2 separate regions of the Homo sapiens genome follow, and region 1 is linked to region 2. Evidence: chromatin contacts called from ENCODE Hi-C or POLR2A ChIA-PET data. All regions are on one chromosome and are shown on one strand. Each heading gives the region's core, a stretch centred on a gene start or an enhancer-like site at or near the end of the contact. The rest is flanking DNA. Distances are from core to core; before and after follow the strand shown.

Region 1 (6,515 bases), core at 2,961-5,460, 44 kb after region 2:
AGACACACGGTCAACCCCACAAGGGTGCTTTTCTGTTCCCTTCCTAGAGTCCTCTCATGAAAATGTGCTTGTTCTCATCTCATCCCCTCAAGGTTTGGCTTTCTACTTCACTGACTCCCCGGATTTAATCCATGTATGGGTGCAGCTCCTCAACAGTGGGATTGCTATTTGTGTAGGAATCTTCTGGGTCCCCACACTTTTTTTTTTTGTACAAAGAGGTAACTAGCAAAAGGGATTTTTTTTAAGTAAATGATTTTTGGTACACTTCCAATCAGTCTATATGAAGGGCCTACCTCCTATAAGGATGGGCATGAGTAGGGGAATTAGAAGAAGATTAAGGGGGGGTCTTTAGTTGGAGCTACCAGGGAGGTGTATGAGATTTCATGGTGTCTGTCTGGGACCTGGTAAGGAGTAACCTTTCCCATTTGTGTAGGTGTATTTACAGTTGACATAACTGGTATAGCTTTCCTTTATCTCAAGACAGGACAAATAATACTGTAATTCTAGGTAAAAGCAATTCATTGAGAGAGAAACTGATATATCTTACATTGTATATTTCATAATATAGTGAAACATTTTGAAAGCTTACTTGTCTTATATTGGTTTTCTTAATATTCTTTAATTTTCCCACCAGCTTCAAATTCCACAATTTATCTACATGCAGATACCCACCATTTCTCACAGATACATATATTCCAGCCTATATTTCTCCAGAGTTGCTATTTCTTACAGAATATTTCTACTTGAATGATTTACTAATATGTAACCTATTTTTGTTGCAAAACAACAGATAGTGCTCAGTGTAGAATTTCACACTCCAATCCAATGTAATCTAGAGGTAGACGCTCCCGGGCAGGCTAGTGTTCAGCAGGGACACAGCCCTGGGCATATAGTTGGGAGACTTGGGCTGGGGTTTTCTCTGCCAGAGCACAGATCTCTGATCCTGTAAGTCATTTAAATTCTTGTGTTTCAAATTCCCTCACTGTAAAAGGAGTGGCTTGACCTAGATGATCTCAAAAGTCTCTCCAAGCTTGAAAATTCTGGTTCTATGATTTTAATATTTAACAATACACATAATTGTGCTTGTGCTTGCATGATAATTAGGCATGCATGATAATGGGGCACAGTGAATGACTGTAATTAGCTTTACTCCTACAGAGAAAAAATCTATTTTTAAGTCTTTCCACTTCTCATCTTATTGGTTTTTTAAAATATTGATAATCAGTATCAATGGCCTTTGACTTTCCCTTGGAACCTTTTACCCTTACCATCCTCAACTTCCTTCTTGCCACTGCTCTCTGTCATTATAGCGGTAATCACAAATCCACACATATATTAGAGACCATTATGTTGAATATTAATTCCTGCAGAGCTGAATTCTTCCTGTTCTGACTTTCAGGTAGGACAATCCTCTCCCATGTCCTTAATTTTCATCCAATAAAGGTACTTTTGTGGAAGCTTCCTGCCATATCCTGAATAAAGGTGTCCTTAAAAATCCAGAGATGAACATGGAGGAATTAGGTAAACAGGATCTGTTTCACAGGGGCCTGTGGAAAGCCTGGGATGTTGTAGTATCAGGCATGTAGATCATAGTAAAGGGGATGTCAAGGAGCCAGGGGAGCCTGGGACAAGCATGGCAGAGGGCAAAGCCCACAGTGTGAGAGGCCTGGGGGCCTGCTGACCCACCTGGGAGTTCTGAGGCCAGAGGGAAAAGAGAGGGAGAGTTGTCCTTACAGGATGAGAGAAGCTAGAATTGTGGCCCTTTACTTTAGAAGTAGCCTTCTGGCTCTGTAAGTAAATTTACCTGACAATCATATTAATTATTATAACTAACATTAATTCTACAAATGTGCAAGGAACTGTGATAAGTACTGTAAAAGAATGATTTAACTCCTCACATTATTCCTTTTAAGTAAATCCTTTTGAATCCCTCAATTGTAGGTTGATGATCTAAGTACTAGAGAGTTCTGAAAACTTGATCCCAGTGATATGAGTAGCAGGCGATGGAGCCAGCTTTAGACACAAGGCGATGACATTTTCTTTTCCCTTCTACTCACCCCACAGTCCGTATGCCATCCTCAAAATATGTAATTGCAATGTCAATTTTTCCTGTTTCGTTGGACCAGGACATGTAAACCATGGAGGCAGAGTCTGAAAAGTTCTACGTAATTGAGCAAAGTAGTGAAAAAGTGAAGCTGGAAACGAAAGACAAGTTTTGATTCCACTTGGTGTGTTTTAATTTAAGTTGGCCACCAGGAGTTCCTGAGCAAAGGTGCTCACTGTCTCTAGTGGTACTTGTCTTCCTGAGATGGAAGCTCTCGGTCCTTACTCCCCAAGTGACCATGTCACGCTCCTTAAGGGCAGTCTCTCCAGATGATGACCAAATGGTTTGTAGGGAAGATTTTAACTCTGATGTGGAGGGGCTCTTCAAGCAAATATTTTGTCTCTTCTCAGTACAGTAATTAAGCTGATAATTTTTTTTTTTTTTACCTTTTCGGGCCACTACAACATTCTCTGCTCTTGGATTCAAAGATGAATGTTCCTTCCACACAGTTTAATACGTCTACAGTTCCAGCCGAGGTTGGGGGAGATTTTGTCTGATCAGGATGTTTTTCCAATAGTAGTGTCTGGTTCTGTGTTGGGATTTCACTCAGTAAGGTTTTCCATTCAGTTTTATGATTTGGTACTCCTGGTATGCACATCTTAATATATCTGACCCTTCACTTTAAATTTTTGTTGCACTTTTTCTTTTTTTTAAATTTTGTACCAAAAAAAAATGTTCTGTATCCGAGACCTCATATAGCTTCTATTGGGAGTTGTCTCCACTTCAAACTTACATTTCCTTTGAAATCCCAGTGAGTAGCCTTACTTTCCATATGGCCTGATGAGAATGTATTTCCCTTGCAGATGTGAACAAGCTTTTTATTTTTAACTTCTCAAATAAGATGTACATCCAAGACTGTTAAAATAATCTTCCATAATGATTTGTCTTAGAGTAGAAATATGTGGCATATTTTTAATCATAAATACATATACACATTATAATTGTTCTTCTGTATTTAAGTTAGTACCTGTGATTTGTTTATCCAAGACAGATGGTAAGGGGTGATACTTTTGTCAGCTTACATCTAGAGATCTATAGTAGGGTTAATTTAGAATTCAAGTAATTTTTGTTCAAGGCTTTATGATTTTATGAAGAAAAAATAGGAAGAGGTTAAATGTCATCAAGCATTCAGTTTAAAAAATATACAGATGACCTAAATAATTTGTTCAGTTGTATACTTATATATAGGTGTATGATGTATTACTCAGCTTAAACCTCCAGTCCTTTCTCCTAGAGCCTAATAGCATGAACGGCCGCAGATGGGGATTTTACCTAGGTTTCTGTGTTAGCCTGTTTTTAGGCTGCTGATAAAGACGTACCTGAGTCTGGGTAATTTATACAGAGAAACAGATTTCATGGACTCACAGTTCCATGTGGCTGGGGAGGCCTCGCAGTCATGGTGGAAGAGAAAAGGCACGTCTTACATGGCAGTGGGCAAGGAAAGAAATGAGAACCAAGCCCCTTATAAAACCATCAGATCTCATGAGACTTATTCACTACCACTAGAACAGTATGGGGGAACCTGCCCCCATGATTCAATTATCTCCCTCTCACAACTCATGGGAATTAGGGGAGCTACAACTGAATGTGACATTTGGGTGGGGACACAGCCAAACCATATCAGTTTCTGAATGTCCTCTTCAGGCACAATTTTGCCTTGTGTTATCTGTGCTCTAAGTTCATGCTGCTTGTTTCCTGGCTATCTGCAAAAATAATAAAATAAAATGCAGCTTCAGACTCCTGCATTTGCCACATATACTTTTCTTATGCTTTACAAACTTTATCCTAGTTATCAAAGACCAGGTGTTGCTGGATATTTCTGCTTTGGCTTCTACTTTTCTTTAATTCTGTCAACCCCTCCCTCATGTCTTTACACTGCAATTACATAGAGGTACTCAGTACAAAATATATTGTATCAGCAGCATAGATGGCTGCAGAGATTGCCTTACAGTAGAAGGCAGTAGAAGTTTTTATGGTTTTATATGGAGAAAGAAAATTGTTTGCTAGCACTCAGATATTCTTCTCCTTAAGTTCGTTTCTCCCGACTTTGACTTTCACTATAAAATGCCCTGACTCACTTTTGGAACTGGAGCAAAGAGAACAAGAGAAGTGATCTAGAGTTGCTACTTCTTGCTTGGGCAAATAAATGCCTCATGCTTCCCCTGTCCCTTTAGTGTGAGTCACATAGAAGACTTTGGCAATTGATTTTTCTATTTATAATCAGATATCCCCATAGGAATCTTTACTGGATTACTCTGACTTTAAAAAAGGAGAGAGATTTCTGTATTTAAAATGTTTCATAAAAATAATTGGGGAAAAGAGAAACAAGAAATAAGAGATGGCTCAGGGCTTAGATGCCTGTGTCCCCTAATTTGCCCCTGAGATGGAGGACATTCCTGCCTTCTGCTGCGTCAGCCTCCTTCCACTGGCTCTTCAACCTCCTGGACCTCAGTGTGGCTTTCCAGGTGTGGCCACTGGCTGGCCTTGGGCCTGTCACCACTCCTTTCATCTGATGCCTTCCCCCACTGAAGGCCATAGGTTTATCTTCCACCATCAGTTTGTCTTATTAAAACTGGCCACTCGACCCTTGCATTTTCTGTGGTCTCACAAAATAACACCTAAGGATAAAGACAGTAAATCCAGAATACACTTTGTTTAATTCCTCATGTTGAGGATCATTTTTGATCATTGCCTGCTCCAACAAGCCAGAAAAAAAAAGTCCAATAAAATATATTATGCAGTATCTCTTTATAAATTGTTTTCTTGAATAGTTATGAGTGGAGTCCATTGGATTCCCATTTATAACAGAGTTTAATGTAGTGAAATTCCTGCTGACTGATATTGGAAATGAAAGTTTCATTTATAAGGATGCAATTAAAGCATTGCCAAGTTAAAAATGTCATGTTGCTCTTTGTCAATGAGGTTCATTATGCTATATTATTATATCTGTGTGAATCCTTTCTTCTCAGGAGCGAAATGTTCTTTCTGAATATTAACCAACTGCTACAAAATTCTTCAGAGATTATTATTCTTTCAAATTACATGAATTTAAAAATCATTTACTAATGAATCCTCCTGAATTTCTCAGAAAAAGAAAGAACTCGAGCAGATTTACCCATTGGTAAAGGAAACTGCCCCTTCTCTGATATTGGGTTGGTTAGTAACCATTCAGTTGCATTTTTCCTGCACTTTCATGTAAGTCAGTCATAGATGCAGAAGGGCATCCTGGTGGGAAGTAGCATTTTACAGCCTTTAAGCAGACTGTTTTTCTAAATATAATAACAATGAAAACTATTTGGATACACATGTAAGTCCTTTGTGAGGCTTGAGTCTAGATGAAATATCAGAGTCTACTGCAACATCCAGTCTGAGGGTGCCTTTGAACCATTTCAGGACAAAAGCAAATTAAACTTGGAATCCTATCCCAACTTCATTACCTAGCTGAATGTACTCACAGTTCATCTAACCTAATTGCTCTTCCTGCTTCCTCCTGACAGTAAATGAAATAATAATGACAATTATTTTAAAACAGTAAAGGGATATATAACTTAGTGGTTGTTATTCTGATTACTACTGTGTGTCTCCTCTGCTTCACAATGGGTAGAGTTTAGTTTGATGGGTGGTTCACCTTTTGGCTCCTGCTATTTGGCTTAATTGATGATTGGCAGGCAATCTGGCTTAAATCTGATGACCTTTCTTCAGGAAAGGAAGGGTGAAATGAAGAGATGGTAAGAATTCCTCCCATATTTCCTGATCTATCTTTGGTGGCCCAGGCTTCCAGAATTCCCTGAATCACACTCCTCTGCAGAATCCTTGCAGTAATGGTTGACCATAGTATGGAGAGTGACTGTCCTGTTATCTACTGTTGGTGTGGCTAGACTTATTCTGCCAGCTTATCTGCTGGCTCCCAGGAACCCAGTGGAATGGGAGTCCTGGCATGCAGTGCCCTGTGAATTCAATTTCCAGGCAAAACCAAGGAAGAGCTTTCCTTTCGAGAATGCAGCTGACACTGACATCCTCAACAACACTTTAAATACAATGATTACAGTAAACAAAAATACAATGTCGTAAAAAAGAAAAATGACTCTTAGATATTACCCAGCAAGGAAACCACAGTGTTCCAGAGAATTGTAATGCCCCATGATAGCCCTTAAACTCCCTCACCACTCCTACTTTTTGATAGAAAGATCTGTAAGGGCTACATGACCTTAGGCTCTACTCCCCAGCAAGGTCAGTTTTGTTCTATGGAATATACTATAATGTTGATTGTTGTGTTCCCATAAGGTCAGCACATCTCCAAGGTCTGTCCTAACAGATAAACTTTTGGATCAGTGGTGAGCAGACTAGGACAGGTATAACATGTGCTCCCTAACCAGCTTCCTGAAGTGGCTCATGGTTGAATTTTTGGGAA
Region 2 (5,944 bases), core at 1,709-4,208:
CCTGTTCCTTTTCCTCTCCTTATATCTACAGCGTGTATTGCCTCATGTCTGTCCTTTTGCTTTTCCTTTGGAAAAATGCAATCATTGAATAAAAATATAATTTTCTTTTCTGCAAATACATATCAGGAGGAATTCCTGCTGTGAGTTAAAATGCTATGTGTACCAGTATCTTCTCACAACATGTAAAGCAGAATGATCTGTTTCCCAAGGGCAGCAACAGGAGGTCTGTGTTACATTTTGTATCATCCTGAAAGAGACTGAGTGAGGCACACTGCAATAGTGAAACTAAACTTTTTAAAAGTAGAGTTCCTAAAGACTGCTTAATGCAAATTATGCCCGATGCTATCATAGCATGTCTAACTCTTTCTATAGATTCACGTTTTCTCTTCTGTAATATAAGTGCCCATTGGCCATCAGATAGCAGTGGGACGTTTTTTAAAGGAGAACTGAAAAGTCAGCTGAGTGCCGTACCTTGGATTACTTTGTATTTAATCTAAATGTGCATATAAGATTTAGTGATAAACTACCAAAGAGCAGGGCAGTTCACCTCTGTCCACCTGGAGGAAGGACCTGTGTCCGGGGGCAGGTCACCCATTACACATTTTGGGCCCTGGTCATTTCTCTGGTGGGTGATACCTGTTTGCTTGGGAAAATACAGCCCTTCCAGGCAGCGCTTGGACCCCAGAGAGATGTGGGCCTCAGGCGTCCTGTTCTTGGGGTTGTACGTCTGCACCTGGAGGGGACACTGGGGAGGAAACGTGGGTTCGGAGCAGGGGGCGGCGTCCGCGTCTGACCCGGCCTGCCGGTTGCTTGTCGCCCGCGCAGGAGCTGGCCGGGCGCCGCCTGCAGGCTGTCCCGGGCCGAGTCGGAGCGACGCTGCCGCGCACCTGGGCAGCCCCCGGGGGCCGCGCTGTGCCACGGCCGGGGCCGCTGCGACTGCGGCGTCTGCATCTGCCACGTGACTGAGCCGGGCATGTTCTTCGGGCCCCTGTGTGAGTGCCATGAGTGGGTGTGCGAGACCTACGACGGGAGCACCTGTGCAGGTAAGAGGGCGGCGCTGTCTCCTCCCTCGGGAGGTCGAAACTCCTCTTCTGGGATTTCTGCCACTCCCTAGAAGAGTGAAGGGTGGGGACACGCCTCCCTTCACATAAGCACCAATTAAGTTACTGCGATTGTCACACTTTGGCTAGTTAATTCTGGCATCATTTATCACAACACTTTTATCCCCCAGGCTCTGAACTTGAATGGAAGTAAAGTTTTAAAAATTCATTCACTTAATTATATATTTTATTGTAATTATGATTTTTTAAAGTTGGGATCTTGCTATGTTGCCCTGGCTGGTCCCCCCCCCCCCCCCCAACTCCTGGAATCAAGCTATCCTCCCTCCTGAGCTTCCCAAAGTGTTGGGATTACAGGCGTGAGCCACTGCACCTGGCCGTCATTTGCTTAATTCTAAAATCTCACTTGCCTCTAAAGTTCCTCATTATAGACTAAATTCCCCAATGTCCTCACAAATGGAGTTATTTTACTGGGTTCTCCTATCCCTATCAAGAATGTTAATGATAATATTTGTAGATCTTAGGCCTGTATTTTATTTTACATAGGAAACAGTGGGAGGGGGAATGTATTATTTTCCTCCATTCTAGGGAGGCAGGTTTTGTCTTTGAAGCCTGATTTGCCCTCTCATTATTAGAATATAGTTCACAGGCAGGAGTGCATATCAGAAAACTGTAACAAGGAAAAAAGTAAACGGGCACATATTTACTTAGAATGACTGTTCTTGCATTGTTCTAGCTGCTTGAATTTTTGAGTTGCAATGAAACTTGGTATTTTCTGAGGGTGGAGTGAAAATACATTCATTTCCCTTGCACATTTTTAAGGAGTGATTCAGGTTCTGATATTGGAAAGGGTCAAAAAATTCCTTCCCAGAGAACACCCTTAACCTCTTTACCTGTGTCGTTTTACTTAAGGCCAAGAGCCTCAATTAGTGCCTTGTGAGTGACACAGAACTCCATTAGTGAAAGCACAACACAATGCATTCCAGCCAGGGTTTGGCAAATTTGTAGGAAAAACCAGCCACTTATTTTACCCTCAATGTAGCTAAGAATAATAAGACAGCCAACACTAACATAGAAAGATCAAGAATGAGTTTATAGCAAAATATTTTTTTCTCGGAACCTGGGCCCAGTAGTGTATAAGTTACTTAATATGCAGGCTGCTTGGCAATGCAAAAAATAGTCATAGAAGAAATTTGGAGGGGCGCAGGTGCATCTACTTGATTTGTTTTCCCTGTGAAGGCTGTGGATCAACTCTTTAAAAATACTGAATGCTGGGTGGGGTGGCTCACACCTGTAATCCCAGCACTTTGGGAGGCCGAGGCAGGTGAATCACTTGAGGTCAGGAGTTCAAGACCAGCCTCGCCAACTTGCTGAAACCCAGTCTCTACTAAAAATACAAAAATTAGCTGGGCGTCGTGGCATGTGCCTGTAATCCCAGCTACTTGGGAGGCCGAGGCAGAATTGCTTGAACCTGGGAGGCAGAGGTTGCAGAGAGCCAAGATCATGCCACTGCACTCCAGCCTGGGCAACAGAGCGAGACTTCATCTCAATAAATAAATTAATAAATAAAATTAAAATATTGGATGCCACAACTTGTTATTTAACTTCGCAGTCCTACAAACCGCAGTATAATTAAGGGTAGCCCTTTGGAATGAAAGCTAAGTTACCGCCTAATATTTCATTCCAAATTTGACTGTTACTTGGCTTCTCTGACCTATGGCCTCTGGCAAGCCCTCTTCAATATCATGAATTTTGAACAAATTTTCCAGGGCTTTTTCTCTTGTTTTATTAGAGAAGTAAGAGGTAAGATGCAGCCTTTAACTGGTGAAAGTTGTGAGTGTCGTCAGATTCACTTTCCCTGTTGAAGAACCTAGGCTGGTGCTTTTCTCCGAGAAACTATGCAGAAGGAATGCTGTGGTAGACAGCATTCCTTTTTCCCTCCCATAGAAAATGATATGTTGTTTACTCATAGCATCTTAGTCACTGCATTCCTTCCTTCTTGATACGAAATGCAGGACTGAGTCAAGCATGGTTTTGTTTGGTTATGCATGCATTTCTGTAGAAGATGAAATGCTTCTCTTTATTTTAATACTGAATGGAATAATGAAGTTCATTTTTTATTCTCATCTTGCTGACTGATGCCCATCAAAACTTACTCTACAGGGCCTTGAGCAGAATCTGTCCCCGCAAATGCCCTGACCACGTTTGTGGGGCCCATGCGGAGATCCCTACAAGTAGCACCTAGGGCTGCCTTGCGAGCCCGTCGATGTATTCCATGCTTCAAATTTAGCTTCTCAGTTTTATTTTTAAGAGATAGTTCCAGTTGTATCACTGGAATATGGAAATATAGCAGGTTTCCTATGTTTATGTGCCCCTGTGCTTTCACCTCCATGAAAGTTCCTGTAGGTCCTTTCCAGAAATAGAGTAACTTTCGGAGACCTCTCCAACTTCTAAGAAGAAAACAAAATCCTTCTCTTATAGTACTATATCATGGAGTGATTAAAAGTGTGGGCTCTGGGCTGGGTGTGGTGGTTCATGCCTATAATCCTAGCACTTTGGAAGCCTGAAGCAGGTGGATTACCTGAGGTCAGGATTCAAGACTAGCCTGGAGAACATGGTGAAACACCATCCCTACTAAAAAACACAAAAATTAGCTGGGCTTGGTGGCATGTGCCTGTAATCCCAGCTACTTGGAAGGCTGAGGCAGGAGAATCGCTTGAACCCGGCAGGCAGAGGTTGCAGTGAGCTGAGATGATGCCGTTGCACTCTAGCCTAGGAAACAAGAATGAGACGCTGTCTCAAAAAAAAAGTGTGGACTCTGGGAGACAATTTCCAGGATTCAAATCCTAGTCCTATTACTTAATAGCTGTATGAACTTGGGCAGTTACTTAAACATTCTGAGCCTTGATTTCTTCATCTGTAAAATGGGAATAACAGTACCTAACTTATAGAGCTGTTGTAAGGTTTAACATATGTAAAATACTTAGACTAGTGTCTGACATGAAGTAAGTGCTCAGTACATATTAAAATGTATATATACATAATATTATTACAATGATGCATAACAAGTGGGCTAGTATGGATGGAAGGATGGGTGGATGGAGATGACAGATGGGTAGATAGATAGCTGGCCCAGTGTTTGTTGGGCATTTAATGCAGTGAGAGCAATTTACTTCTCTTCATGTAGTCTGGGTCTGTTACTGATTCAAGGCCCAAAAAGTCAAGTAGGGATAACTATTTTGGCCCAGCCTCAGGGCAGCTGTATTAGATACACTATGCCCTTTTAAAGTTAAGTCCATTGGGATTATTATACTGTGAATCATAAGAACCATACTTATTATAGTTTGCGCTGGTTGAAAGTGATTAGGTTCCCTCCATTAGAAGTCTGTTTCTTCCAGTGTCCACTTGTTCGTGGCACATGCATCTTCCACAGACTTTTATAGCATAAAGATCCAGCCAAGTGAGTGTTCCTATGGATGTGATGGTCTATTAAGGGGTAAAATAATTTTGGTAGAATGGTGAAACCCTGTCTCTACTAAATATACAAAAATTAGCTGGGTGTGATGGTGTGCGCCTTGTAGTCCCAGCTACTCGGGAGGCTGAGGCAGGAGAATTGCTTGAACCCAGGAGGCAGAGGTTGCAGTGAGCCAAGATTGCGCCATTGCACTCCAGCCTGAGTGACAGAACGACACTCCATCACAAAAAAGGAAAGAAAAAAAGAAAGAATGGCAAAATGTTTGATTGCATGGAAAGAAACTTTCAGTTGATATTTCTAAAGCATTCCTGGTTGACCCCATGACCAGCTACAATGACACTTAAATAATGTATTGTTTTCTTAGAAATCTTTTGAAATTGCTGTTGAAATATGTCACTTAAAGAGTTTCAGTTTTAGTAATTTAGGAAGAGCTAATTGAATTCAATTTAGCAACACTTATGAAGCACTGCATATTTTCTAGGCTCTGTCCTGTTGAAGGGAGTGTAAAGATGAGGGATAGAAGGCAGCTTACCATTGAGTAGGGAGACACAGAGAAATACCAGATATCTATAATGTAATGCAAAATATCATCTGTACAAATTTTTATGAGGGCTCCATTGAGCCAGGGGTTATATATTATGGCTAAAAGTTCTTGAGAAAGAGGTAGCATTTGACATAAGCACTTGAGTACTGGGAGATTTTTTAATCCAAAAAGTGGACTGTTGGAATTCTGAGTAAGGAAAATCTTAAGCAAAAGTGTAGAAGCAGAAAAACATGTGGATGTTTGGGAAATAGGGCTACAAGGGTTGGCTTGGCTGGATCTTAGAGCTGTAAGGAAAGTAATAAAAGATATGTTGAGAATTACAGTTGATCATATTGTAGAGAGTTTGTTCTTGATTAAACAGCATATAAGAGCTATTAAGAGTCCAAATATAGGAGTGATCATTAGTGCTCTGATTTATGGAAAGAAATACAGTCATTCCTTGATATCTGCTGGGAATTAGTTCTAGGGAGCCTCCCCCACCAGTGGATACCAAGGATGTTCCAGTCTCTCATATAAAATGGTGTAGTATTTGCATGTAACCTATACACATCCTCTAGTAAACTTTAAATCATCTCTTGATTACATATAATACCTCATGCAATGTAAATGCTATGTAAATAGTTGTTATACTGTATGTTAGTTGTATTATTTTGTACTACACTTTTTTATTTTCTGAATAGTTTTAATCTGCCAATGAGGAGCCCACAGATATGGAGGCCCGACCGTATGGTGCCCAAAAGCATGGCAAGTTAAAGTAGAGAACCAATGGGGAGGAACTCCACGGGAGAGGCAATAAGAACAGAATTATTATTTTTTTAAAGGCCATTTAAAAGTAAAATCAATATGAATTAGTGTCCAAGGATGAGT

What was found. A loop is a pair of places that touch in the nucleus more often than their neighbours do. ChIA-PET counts read pairs that join two places held with the same protein, here RNA polymerase II (POLR2A). Pooled maps may share reads with other maps.
Region 1: a map of PC-3 shows a loop between it and region 2 (6-fold over the local background). The contact joins two enhancer-like sites. A Hi-C loop is called at or near these places in 5 of 168 maps with a recorded cell type or tissue (PC-3, PC-9, ascending aorta and 2 more) and 4 of 50 pooled maps. POLR2A ChIA-PET finds 5 or more read pairs at or near these places in 3 of 52 experiments (AG04449, K562 and Panc1).

What each region holds. Positions count from the first base shown.
Region 1 is chr13:101,495,386-101,501,900 of GRCh38, forward strand. All of the region lies in intron 2 of ITGBL1 (integrin subunit beta like 1), which reads left to right. Among named protein-coding and RNA genes, the nearest start is that of ITGBL1, 46 kb to the left of the region's middle. Within about 2 kb of position 4,211, at least 2 of the 41 ENCODE cell types and tissues checked have a DNase peak (open chromatin) inside an H3K27ac peak, as active enhancers do; they include PC-3 and PC-9, where a contact is called at or near this core.
Region 2 is chr13:101,453,058-101,459,001 of GRCh38, forward strand. ITGBL1 (integrin subunit beta like 1) reads left to right here. Exons shown (of 11, transcript NM_004791.3): 2 at 826-1,043. Among named protein-coding and RNA genes, the nearest start is that of ITGBL1, 3.4 kb to the left of the region's middle. Within about 2 kb of position 2,959, at least 5 of the 41 ENCODE cell types and tissues checked have a DNase peak (open chromatin) inside an H3K27ac peak, as active enhancers do; they include PC-3 and PC-9, where a contact is called at or near this core.